2 separate regions of the Homo sapiens genome follow, and region 2 is linked to region 1. Evidence: chromatin loops called from intact Hi-C (ENCODE). Cell type or tissue: CD4-positive, alpha-beta T cell. All regions are shown on one strand. Each heading gives the region's core, and the rest is flanking DNA. Links, peaks and the distances in the headings are about the cores only.

What was found. Hi-C counts contacts between places; a loop is a spot of excess contacts. Peaks named below come from ENCODE experiments on the same cell type or tissue, not always from the same donor. Only the 100,000 strongest peaks of a DNase experiment are listed, where the experiment ranks them.
Region 2: a loop joins it to region 1, with 4 times the contacts of the local background. A loop is called at or near these places in 6 of 110 quality-filtered maps.

Annotation. Positions count from the first base shown.
Region 1 is chr19:33,115,639-33,123,607 of GRCh38, reverse strand. It overlaps GPATCH1 (G-patch domain containing 1), which reads right to left. Exons shown (of 20, transcript NM_018025.3): 16 at 5,567-5,783; 17 at 4,491-4,598. Among named protein-coding and RNA genes, the nearest start is that of WDR88, 12 kb to the left of the region's middle. RefSeq lists an enhancer at 4,989-5,158. In CD4-positive, alpha-beta T cell, for the core only: no CTCF peak of the experiment used is centred there; a DNase peak (open chromatin) is centred at 4,357.
Region 2 is chr19:32,597,673-32,601,672 of GRCh38, reverse strand. ANKRD27 (ankyrin repeat domain 27) reads left to right here. Exons shown (of 29, transcript NM_032139.3): 27 at 1,623-1,701; 28 at 1,897-1,969; 29 at 3,295-4,000. The coding sequence ends at 3,528. Among named protein-coding and RNA genes, the nearest start is that of SNORA68B, 8.8 kb to the left of the region's middle. In CD4-positive, alpha-beta T cell, for the core only: CTCF peaks have their summits at 1,643 and 1,844 (motif pointing left); a DNase peak (open chromatin) is centred at 1,812.

The sequences.
Region 1 (7,969 bases), core at 2,348-6,347:
GCTAATTTTTTAATTTTTTTGTGGAAGTGAGAGTCTCCCTATGTTGCCAAGGCTGTTATCGAACTTTTGGACTCAAGGGATCCTCTGACCTTAGCCTCCCAAAGTGCTGGGATTACATGTGTGAGCTACCATGCCCAACCAGATTTTTCAAAATTCAACCTCCCAAAACTTTTTTTTTTTCCAAAATTCTTTTAATTTTTTTTTTTTGAGACAGAGTTTCACTCTTGTTGCCCAGGCTGGAGTGCAATGGTGCGATCTCAGCTCACCCCAACCTCTGCCTCTCAGGTTCAAGCGATTCTCCTGCCTCAGCCTCCCAAGTAGCTGGGATTACAGCCATGTGCCACCATGCCTGGCTAATTTTGTATTTTTAGTAGAGATAGGGTTTTTCCATGTTGGTCAGGCTGGTCCCAAACTCCCAACCTCAGGTGATCCGCCCACCTTGGCCCCCACAAAGTGCTGGGATTACAGGCGTGAGCCACCGTGCCCAGCTATTTATTTATTTATTTATTTATTTATTTATTTATTTATTTATTTTTGAGACAGCATCTCGCTTTGTCACCCAGGCTGGAGTGCAGCAGTGGGATCATAGCTCACTGTAGCCTCCACCTCCTGAGCTCAAGCAATCCTCCCACTTCAGCCTCCTGAGTAGCTGGGACCACAGGCATGTACCACCACACCAGGCTAATTTTTTTCTTTTTTATTTTTTTAAGAGATACAATCTCTCTATGTTGCCCAGGCTGGCCTCAAACTCCTAGACTCAAGTAATTTTCCCACCTCAGCTTTCCAAAGTGCTAAGATTATAGGCGTGAGCCACCGCACTCAGCCCAAAACTTTTTTTTAACACTAGTTTTTTTCAAAAATCATTTCCCTAAATAACCCATAGACCAAATTAAGTCACTATTACGAGGGTATCAAAGACATTATGGTAAAGGGACATAAAAGACTTGGCTTTCAAGTGCTGATACCAGTTTGAAACTAAAGAGCCGGCCGGGCGTGGTGGCTCACGCCTGTAATCCCAGCACTTTGGGAGGTTGAGGCGGGCAGATCACAAGTTCAGGAGATCGAGACCATCCTGGCTAACATGGTGAAACCCCATCTCTACTAAAAATAAAAAAATTAGGCAGGCGTGGTGGCAGGCACCTGTAGTCCCAGCTAGTTGGGAGGCTGAGGCAGGAGAACGGCGTGAACCTGGGAGGCGCAGCTTGCAGTGAGCCAAGATTGCGCCACTGCACTCCAGCCTGGGTGACAGAGCGAGACTCCGTCTCAAAAAAAAAAAAAAAAGAAACTAAAGGGCCGAACAACCAGGCCACAGTGGCTCACGACCGTAATCCCAACACTTTGGGAGGCTGAGGCAGGTGGATCACTTGAGGTTAGAAGTTCAAGACCAGCCTGACCAACATGGTAAAACCCCGTCTCTACTAAAAATACAAAAAATTAGCCAGGCACCTGTAATCCCAGTTACTCCAGAGGCTGAGGAAGGAGAATCACCTGAACTTGGGAGGTGGAGGATGCAGTGAGCCGAGATCGCGCCACTGCACTCCAGACTGGGTGACAGAGTGAGACTCTGTCTCAAAACAAAACAAAATAAAACAAAAGTGCTGAACAACTATAGCAAATAAGAAATACATTCACTGCAATTTGTCAAAACTTCATACTTTTTTTCTCTGCTTTTTAATCCTGTCTTTGAAAGCAGTTAGCTAATCAAACCAGTATTCACATATGGGCACCATGAGAAACTATAAAGTGAATAATGATATTTTTATGTTAGTTATATATCTGGGCCATGTTATAGATGTTTGTAAACCCAGCCCTCAAAGAGATGATAAACCAGTGTAAATGTTTTAACTTGAAATGCCAATTTAAGATGCAACTAAATGGAAGTTGTTGACAGATATTTGGGGAACAGAATGGGGGATAGATTGTATTTACTTCTGAGAGGACCATTTTATTGTATTTGCTACATTAGCTAAAGTAAAAAGGAGACTTGGCGGCCGGGTGCGGTGGCTCACGCCTAAAATCCCAGCACATTGGGAGGCTGAGGCGGGCAGATCACCTCAGGTCAGGAGTTCGAGACCAGCCTGACCAATATGGAGAAACCCCATCTCTACTAAAAATACAAAATTAGCCAGCCATGGTGGCACATGCCTGTAATCCCAGCTACTTGGGAGGGTGAGGTAGGAGAATCGCTTGAACCCAGGAGGTGGAGGTTGCGGTGAGCCGAGATTGCGCCATTGCACTCCAGCCTAGGCAACAAGAGCAAAACTCCATCTCAAAAAAAAAAAAAAAAGAAAAGAAAAGAAAAAGAAAAAGACAAAAAAAGGAGGCTTGGCTGCGTGCAGTGGTTCACGCTTGTAATTCCAGCACTGTGGGAGGTTGAAGTGGGTGGATCACTTCAGCCCAGAAGTCATGCAGTGAGCTATGACAGCACCACTACACTCCAGCCTAGGTGACAGAGTGAGACCCTGTCTGAAAAATAAATAAATAAATAAATAAAATTTTAAAAATATATTAGTCTTAAATACTCTTCTTGCAATTCCCCTCCAATTTTGTATACTATTTTTTTAATTTCTCTTTTTCTTTTTTAATTTTTTTTAAATTAATTAATTTATTTATTTTTTGAGACGGAGTCTTGCTCTGTCGCCCAGGCTGGAGTGCAGTGGTGCGATCTTGGCTCACTGCAAGCTCCGCCTCCCAGGTTCACGCCCTTCTTCTGCCTCAGCCTCCCCAGCAGCTGGGACTACAGGCACATGCCACCACGTCCGGCTAATTTTTTTGTATTTTTAGTACAGATGGGGTTTCACCGTGTTAGCCAGGATGGTCTCGATCTCCTGATCTCGTGATCTGCCCACCTCGACCTCCCAAAGCGCTGGGATGACAGGCGTGAGCCACCGTGCCCACCCTTTTTTTTTAAATAGAGATGGGTCTCCCTGTGTCACCCAGGCTGGGCTTGTCTCGGACTACTGGGCTCAAGCGATCTGTCTGCCTTGGCCTCCCAAACTGCTATTACAAGTATGAGCCACCGCACCCAGCCTCTTTTACCTTTTTTTTTTTTTTTTTTTGAGACAGAGTCTTGCTCTGTCACCCAGACTGGAGTGCAGTGGCGCGATCTCGATCTCGGCTCACTGCAACCTTTGCCTCTCAGGTTCAAATGATTCTGGTGCCTCAGCCTCCTTACTAGCTGGGATTACAGGCACACACCACCATGCCTGGCTAATTTTTATATTTTATATTTTTATAAAATTTTAATGTATAAAAATATATAATTTTATATATAATTTTATATATCATTTTTATGTATAAAATATATAATTTTATATATAATTTTTATATATAATTGTTATATATAAAAAATTATAAAAATATATTAAAATTTATAAAATATCTAAATATATATATTTATATGAATATATTTTAATATGTATTTATATATGAATATATATTTATTTTAAATATTTACATATTTTATTTAAATATATTTAGAAATATATTTAAATTAAGTTAAAATATATTTATTTTAAATATTTAAATTTATATTTTATATATATATAAGTATAAATATATAAAATATAAATATATAAATATATAAATATATAAAATATATAAAATATAATATATAAATATATAAAATATATAAATTTGTAAAATATATAAAATTTATAAAATATAAAAATATATATAATTTTTATATATAAAATATATAATTTTGTATTTTATATTTTTATAAAATTTTATAATTTTTATAAAAATTATAGTAGAGATGGGCTTTCACCAAATTCACCAGGGTGGTCTCAAACTCCTGACCTCAAGCAATCCTCCCACCTCGCCCTCCCAAAGTGCTGGGATAACAGGTGTGAGCCACCAGCCCAGCTAGAGCCATTGTGCCTGGCTGCAGCCCCTTTTTTTTTTTTTTGAGGCAGAGTCTCACTCAGTCACCTGGGCTGGAGTGCAATGGTGCAATATCGGCTCACTGCAACCTCCACCTCCCGGGTTCAAGCGATTCTTCTGCCTCAGCCTCCAGAGTAGCTGGGACTACAGGCGTGCGTCACTACGCCCAGGTAATTTTTGTATTTTTAGTAGAGACGGGGTTTCACTATGTTGGCCAGAATGGTCTCGATCTCTTGACCTCGTGATCCGCCCACCTCGGCCTCCCAAAGTGCTGGGATTACAGGCATGAGCCACTGTGCCCGGCCAGGCTCTTTTTCTTTAAGCTCTGTTGGGAAACTTATATTTCTATAACAAAACTTAAGATACTTAGGACCCTCCTGTAAACATGTGGCAGGTAAAGGAAATAAAGTTTGGAGGTCTCTGAAGGTGTATAGAAACAACTATCATTTCAGGCACTAGGTGGAGACAACGGGTTTAAAATATGACTGAAAACATATAAACCAGAAGCAAGCACGTATGTTTGGTCGGCTCTAAGTCACACTGTCCCCATCTCAGGGCAATCACACACTGATAAAAATGGGCGAACCAAAGGGCTCTGCACTCACTGGGGCAGAAGACGGGAGGCAGCCGCGGGCCGAACTCTTCTCTTTCATCTATCTGCATCTTTTGTATCGGGAAGGAAGGTGGCGGCTCCTGGGGTGCTGGCACAAGAGCTGAAAAACAGCGGGGTGTTCATGTCATTCGTCTGCCCCATGTTAATGTCTCTGAGTCTTTCATTCATGTCTTTTGCCACCAGATAACATATGCTTGCCCACACCACTTCACTCCTGCCAGGTGCTAAGGATGCAGCAGTGAACACGCAGACCCCGGTGCTGCCCTTGTGAACTCCAGAGCTGGAAGTCAGTCACACGAGGGCACCTGCAACCAAGGGCAGCAATGGCTGAGGTACAGCGTGCCAAGTGCACCCGTGGGCACGTAGCCTAGCGCCCCTAAGACCTGAAAAGTAGAAATGTGTCCCCAAGAAAGGGCCATCTGAGAAGGAAAATCTTACAAACCATCAGGAATGTAAGACTATGTATGTCCCATCACAGAGAACTGCGGGAGACAAGTTTCACTCAAAATAAATTATCAAAGAAAAAACCTTGAAGATAAATGATCATATTCACGTTAATAATCTTGTTTTTTAAGCAGATTACTATATATTCAGATAGAAGAGATATAAAAATTTTAAAAGTCTGGAAAACTAGCCGGGCACTGGGATTATGCCTGTAATCCCAGCACTTTGGGAGGCTGAGGTGGGCAGATCACCTGAGGTCAGGAGTTAGAGACTAGCCTGGCCAACATGGTGAAACCCCATCTCTACTAAAAATACAAAAATTAGCCAGGGGTGGTGGCACATTCCTGTAGTCCCAGCTACTCAGGAGGCTGAAGTGGGAGGATTGCTTGAGCCCAGGAGGTGGAAGCTGCAGTGAGCCGAAGATTGCGCCACTGTACTCCACCCTGGGGACAGAGCCAGATCCTGTTTCCAAAAAAAAAAAAAAAAAAATTATATACATATAAAAGATTACATATCATTGATTGCTAATCATTCGGGTTTAAGATTATAGAGTAAACAGAGAAGCAGCTGTCCTAGAGTCATTGTCTTCTCCTTTAGATCCCCGAGTCTGAAATACTGACATACCGTGAGCCACAGATGATGTTTCCCCCAAGTCAGTGTCTTGGGAGCTTTGGAAGTTGGCCTCCCCAGAGCCTGCCTGATCATCTTCACTGTCACCTTGCTCATCCTCGGAGGATGAGGACTTTTCATCTGAGGAACTGGCAAAGATGGCCCTGAATAAGTCCATGGATGGGCGGCTCCCTTCTCCTTCAGCCTGTGCGTCCACATCTTTGTTGACGGTCTGTATTGACAGTGAAATAAGAGTCAGGGATACAGAGGCAAGGGTAAAAGGGAGGAGACATTCTAGAATACACTCCCAGACACACATATTTATGTTTATGCTCATGTACATGGGTATCCATAGCCACACACCACCCAACTAAACAGTGATCACTCACATAGCTTCTATTTTTGTGGTGTTTCCGAGTCAACAACTGTACAATGTGCTGATGAGGTCAAAGAAGCAAAACCGGGCCAGGCGTGGTGGCTCACCCCTGTAATTCCAGCACTTTGGGAGGCCTAGGCGGGTGGATCACAAGGTCAGGAGATCGAGACCATCCTGGCCAAAATGGTGAAACCCTGTCTCTACTAAAAGTACAAAAATTAGCTGGGCATGGTGGTGGGCGTCTGTAATCCCAGCTACTAGGATCCCCAAAAATGCAGTAGAGCACTGTGCCTCTGTTCTATTTCCAAACTCAGATTCAGGCAACTTAACAAACCCCAAACAAAATAAACTCAAAAGAATTCACACCCAGATACATCATAATCAAACCGCTAAAATCCAAAGACCAAGTAAAAATCTTGAAAGCAGCTAGGAGAAAAATCACATCATTATGTACAGAGGAATAATAATTTGTTTTGGGGTTTTTTGAGCCAGGGTCTCACTCTGTCACCCAGGCTGGAAAGCAATGGTGCGATCATAGCACACTGCAGTGTTGACCTCCTGGGCTCAAGTGATCCTCCAACCGTAGCCCCTTGAGTAGCTGGGACCACAGGTGCATGCCACCACACCCAACTAGTTTTTTAATTTTTTGTAAAAGATGGGGTCTCACGATGTTGCCCAGGGTAGTCTCAAACTCCTAGCCTCAAACAAGCCCCCTGCCTCAGCCTCCCAAAGTGCTGGGATTATAGATGTGAGCCAACACACCCAGCCTGAGGACAATTTGAATGGTTGAAGATTTCTCATCAGAAATCACGAAACCCCGGAGGAAGTAGCAGTTTAATTTAAAAAAAAATTGGCCATGCGCAGTGGCTCACGCCTGTAATCCCAGCACTTTGGGAGGCCGAGGCGGGTGGATCACGAGGTCAGGAGATCGAGACCATCCTGGCTAACACAGTAAAACCCCGTCTCTACTAAAAATACAAAAAATTAGCCAGGCGTGGTGGCGGGCGCCTGTAGTCCCAGCTACTCGGGAGGCTGAGGCAGGAGAATGGCGTGAACCTGGGAGGTGGAGCTTGCAGTGAGCTGAGATCGCGCCACTGCCCTCCAGCCTGGGTGACAGAGCGAGACTCCGTCTCAAAAAACAAACAAACAAAACAAAACAAAAATTATCAACCCAGAATTCTATATCCAGCAAAAACATCCTTCAGGAATGAAGACAAAATATAAGACATTCTCAGATAATGGCAATTTAAGAGAATCACTTGTTGGAACTGGTCTAAAAGAAATGCTAAAGGAAGTTCCTCAGACAGAAATGATAGGTGAGGGGAACGTGGAACTTCAAGGATGAAGAAAGAGCAACAGAAATAGAAAATATCTGATTAAACAGAGTAGGCTATTGTCTCTGCATCGGTTCTTTTAAAATATGTTTAATGACTAAAAGCAAAAATGATCACCACTGGTTTGATGGCATTTTCATTGTGTGTACATGTAATATGTAAGACAGCATAGAGGGAGGAGAGTAAAAGGACCTACATAGTGCTAAAGCTTCTCTATTCTACTGGAAGTGGTAAAACATTTAATTCTCAGTAGACTGTAAAAAGGTAAGTAGGTATACTATAATCCCTAGAGCAATCACTAAAAAAAAAATACCAAGAGAAAAAAAATAGAAAAATTCAAATGGAATATAAAAATTATTCAAGTAATCCAAAAGAAGGCAGAGAAGGGGAAAAAAAGAAACAAAAAAGAGTGGTAATAAACAGAAAATATAACATCATACACGTAAATCCAAAAATATCCATGATCACATTAAATGCAAATGTCCAATATAAATTATCAAAATGTATTTTAAGAAAGACTCAGTGACACGGTGTTTATAAGAAACCCACTTTAGCCAGGCGCGGTGGCTTATGCCTGTAATCCCAGCACTTTGGGGAGGCTGAGGCGGGCAGATCACCTAAGGTCAAGAGTTTAAGACCAGCCTGACCAACATGGAGAAACCCCGTCTCTACTAAAAATACAAAATTAGCCAGGCATGGTGGTGCCTG
Region 2 (4,000 bases), core at 1-4,000, 520 kb after region 1:
CATTTCCTGGACATCCAGGGTAAATGCTACCTTTCAAGATTTTTTTTTTTTTTTTTTTTTTGAGACAGAGTCTCGCTCTGTCACCCAGGCTGGAGTGCAGTAGTGTGATCTCAGCTCACTGCCAGCTCTGCCTCCTGGGTTCACGCCATTCTCCTGCCTCAAGTAGCTGCCTCCCACTCTCAAGTAGCTGGGACTACAGGTGCCAGCCACCACGCCCAGCTAATTTTGTTTTTGTATTTTTAGTAGAGAGGGGCTTCACCGTGTTAGCCAGGATGGTCTCCATCTCCTGACCTCGTGATCTGCCCGCCTTGGCCTCCCAAAGTGCTGAGATTACAGGTGTGAGCCACCAAGATTTTTTATTTAGTTAGTTTTTTTGAGACAGAGTCTCACTCTGTCACCCAGGCTGGAGCGCAGTGGTGCAATCTCAGCTCACGCAACCTCTGCCTCCTGGGTTCAAGTTATTCCCCTTCCTCAGCCTCCCGAGTAGCTAGGATTACAGGCACGTGCCACCATGCCTGGCTAATTTTTGTATTTTTAGTAGAGACAGGGTTTCACAATGTTGGCCAGGCTGGTCTCAAACTCCTGACCTCAAGTGATCCGCCCTCCTTGGCCTCCCAAAGTGCTGGAGTTACAGGTGTGAGCCACCGCGCCTGGCCTCAAGATTTTTTTTTAAGTTTGTACGTGTACGGAGGTTGATTATAATTAAAACAGCAGTTGCCGAACAGCAGTGAGACTGAAGTATTTTCTTCTTTTTAAAAAGTTTAGAAGGGGTCCTTGTTCTACTTTTTTTTTTAATTTACAATATGAAATATTATCCAGTGAGGTATGCAATAATGCAATACAATAATATGGATAAACCCATTCACATATCTCGATAACCCTGAGACTGTCTCACCGTAATTGGTTGTGGCTGGGGGAGTTAAGGGAGTTAAGGTTTTATTTTTCTATTTCATGGGGGTTCTCATAATACAGGCTGACTACCCCCTATCTCAAATGCTTGGGACCAGCAGTGTTTTGGGTTTTGGAATATTTGCATTATACTCATTGGTTGAGGATCCAAATCAGGAAATCAGATTCTTCTGAGCATGAAGTCAAAGAGTTCAAAATGTCTCGGATTTTGTAGCTTTTTTTTGAGATGGAGTCTTGCTCTGTCGCCCAGGCTGGAGTGTGGTGGTGCAATCTCGGCTCACTGCAACCTCTGCCTCCTGGGTTCAAGCGAGTCTCCTGCCTCAGCCTCTTGAGTAGCTGGGATTATAGGTGCGTGCCACCACGCCTGGCTAAGTTTTTGTATTTTGGGTAGAGATGGGGTTTCTCCATGTTGCCCAGGCTGGTCTTGAACTCCTGACCTCAAGTGATATGCCCACCTCGGCCTCCCAAACTGCTGGGATTACAGGCATGAGCCACTGCACCCAGCCTGTGGCATTTTAGGCTTTAGATTTTTGGATTGGAGATACTCAACCTGTTATAAATAGGTACTAGCTGTGTTTCTTTAAGCAAATTCAGTGCTTCAGTTTCTAAATTTTGTAAATCTGAGAATAGAAAGATTGTGTCTGTGCTGTAATTTTAAAATAATCTTTACAACTGTTTTTGAAGTTTTTAGATGTTTATCTTTTTATCTACAGGGAACTCAAAACTGTATGATCTACCAGATGAGCCTTTTACAAGACAGTTTTACTTTGTCCACTCAGCTGGTCAGTTTAAGTGAGTATGAAACTCAAGTTGATTTCTGTGCTTTTGCCCCTAGTTTACTCCAAGCTGCACGTAAGCTGCTTCAATTGTAATTGGTTATGGACAAATCTGCACCTACTAATGTCAAAAATGCTGCCACCTTGTGGCCAACCAGAGTGTTTCATGCCACTGTCCCAAATATTTATTTTCGTTTATTTTGGGTTTTAGGGGAAAGACTTCAAGGGAGATTATGGCAAGAGATAGAAGTGTCCCTAATTTAACCGAAGGTTCTTTGCATGAGGTAAGTTATTAAACACTGGCTTTTAATCATATTTTCTAAAGCCCGGCTTTGTCAAAAGTAATCCATGGTAAACACGTCTCCTTGATCGTCATCTTCATTATTCCGTGCGCCGTATGAGTTAGCAGCAGTTAAAACTGGAATTATTTCATGGGACAGTGTAGAGTACAGACTTCACTGATTGTTATAACTAAAAGTACATTTCTGAGCAGAGGAGTGGAAAGTGTTACATGTGTGGGAAACCACAGGTCTTGGTGCTTATAGGAGATGAAACATCCCACATTTCACTATGGTTTTAATCACCAAAGAAAGAAAACGACAGTTTGTATATAGATGGGTAAATGATGTCTCCAAGTATGGTGTACAGTTGCTCAGACAATTCTTTATGTGGCCATCTTCCCACTACATTTTTTTATTTATTTATTTGAGACAGAGTCTTGCTCTGTGGCCCAGGCTGGAGTGCAGTGGCACGATCTCGGCTCACTGCAGTCTCCACCTCCCGGGTTCAAGCATTCTCCCGCCTCAGCCTCCTGAGTAGCTGGGATTACAGGCATGTGCCACTATTCCTGGCTAATTTTTTTGTATTTTTAGTAGAGACGCAGTTTCACCACGTTGGCCAGGCTGGTCTTGAACTCCTGACCTCAAGTGATCTGCCCGCTTTGGCCTCCCAGTGTGCTGGGATTACAAGTGTGAGCCACCGTGCCCGGACCCTACTGCATTTTTAAATCACTCAGAAGCTTGATTGAAAACCTGTGATCGGAGACAGTGATTCTTCTCAGAACCACAGCTTTCCTTGTTGCTGATGAGAATTTATAGCATATGTAGCATAGGCTTGTTGGAACAAATACACAAAAGTTCTAAATTGTTTTAGATAATTAAAATGATTTTAATTAACATGACTAATTTTGATACCATATTTAGTCTTATGTGGTGTTGCTAGGAGACCTGCTGCTTTGTGGGAAAGCCAGAATCGTTGAAATCTGCCTGAGTTCCATCAAGTGCTAGCTTTTCCCTTGCTAGCTGTAGGACTTTAGGCAGGTGGCTTAACTTTGCTGATCCTGTTTCCTCAGGTGTAAAACGGGGATAACAATAGTAGTACATGCCTCCTAGAGTCATAAAGATTGTGAAAACAAGTGAAACATTTACTCTGACACATGTAGTATGCACATGCCATGTTACCACGACAGGGATGTGAGAATTGAAATTATGCCTGTCAAGCACTGAGCACATTATGTGACACTAGGCACTAAGGGGCAGCTGTCACTGTCATGGTTGTGGCTTCCAGTACAGTGAGGACGTCAACGGTTAAAAATGTACTTTTTCTTTAGCCAGGGAGGCAAAGTGTCACACTGAGACAGAATAACCTGCCAGCTCAGAGTGGATCTCATGCTGCTGAGAAAGGCAACAGCGACTGGCCAGAGAGGCCTGGACTGACACAGACTGGCCCTGGACACAGACGGATGCTGCGGAGACACACGGTAGAGGATGCGGTCGTGTCCCAGGGCCCGGAGGCTGCTGGCCCCCTCTCCACTCCCCAAGAGGTTAGTGCTTCCCGGTCCTAACAGGAATGAGGAGTTGTTGAACCCACTGCTAGGAAGCAAGGATGCAACAAGATGATGCTGAGCGTGAACACATCTGAGAACTAAATGTGCTTCCATGAGACTGGCTTGAGAAGTCTTCAGCACCAAGTTCCTGAAAGCTTTTCTGTGGCAGGAAAGAATGCAACAAAAAAGTTAACCACCACCATCTCTCTCCTCTTCAAAGCTAATGAATACAATTGAAACAGACAAAAATTCCAGTAGCATCCAGATCCTTAAGCCAGAGGTGCATGCTTCTTTTTAAGTATGAGGGTTTGTTGGTCACAGTGGGAGAGGTTTCACCACCGCATTCTGACCTCCTCCTCCCAAAAGGTGCTAAACCTCTCTGACCTGTGTACATTCACAAACCACAGCTAGAATTCCTCCACCTAGGATTAAGCTGGAGAGAAGTAAGTAATTTAGGTTTCATGGTACTGTAGAGGCCAGGCTGAAATGT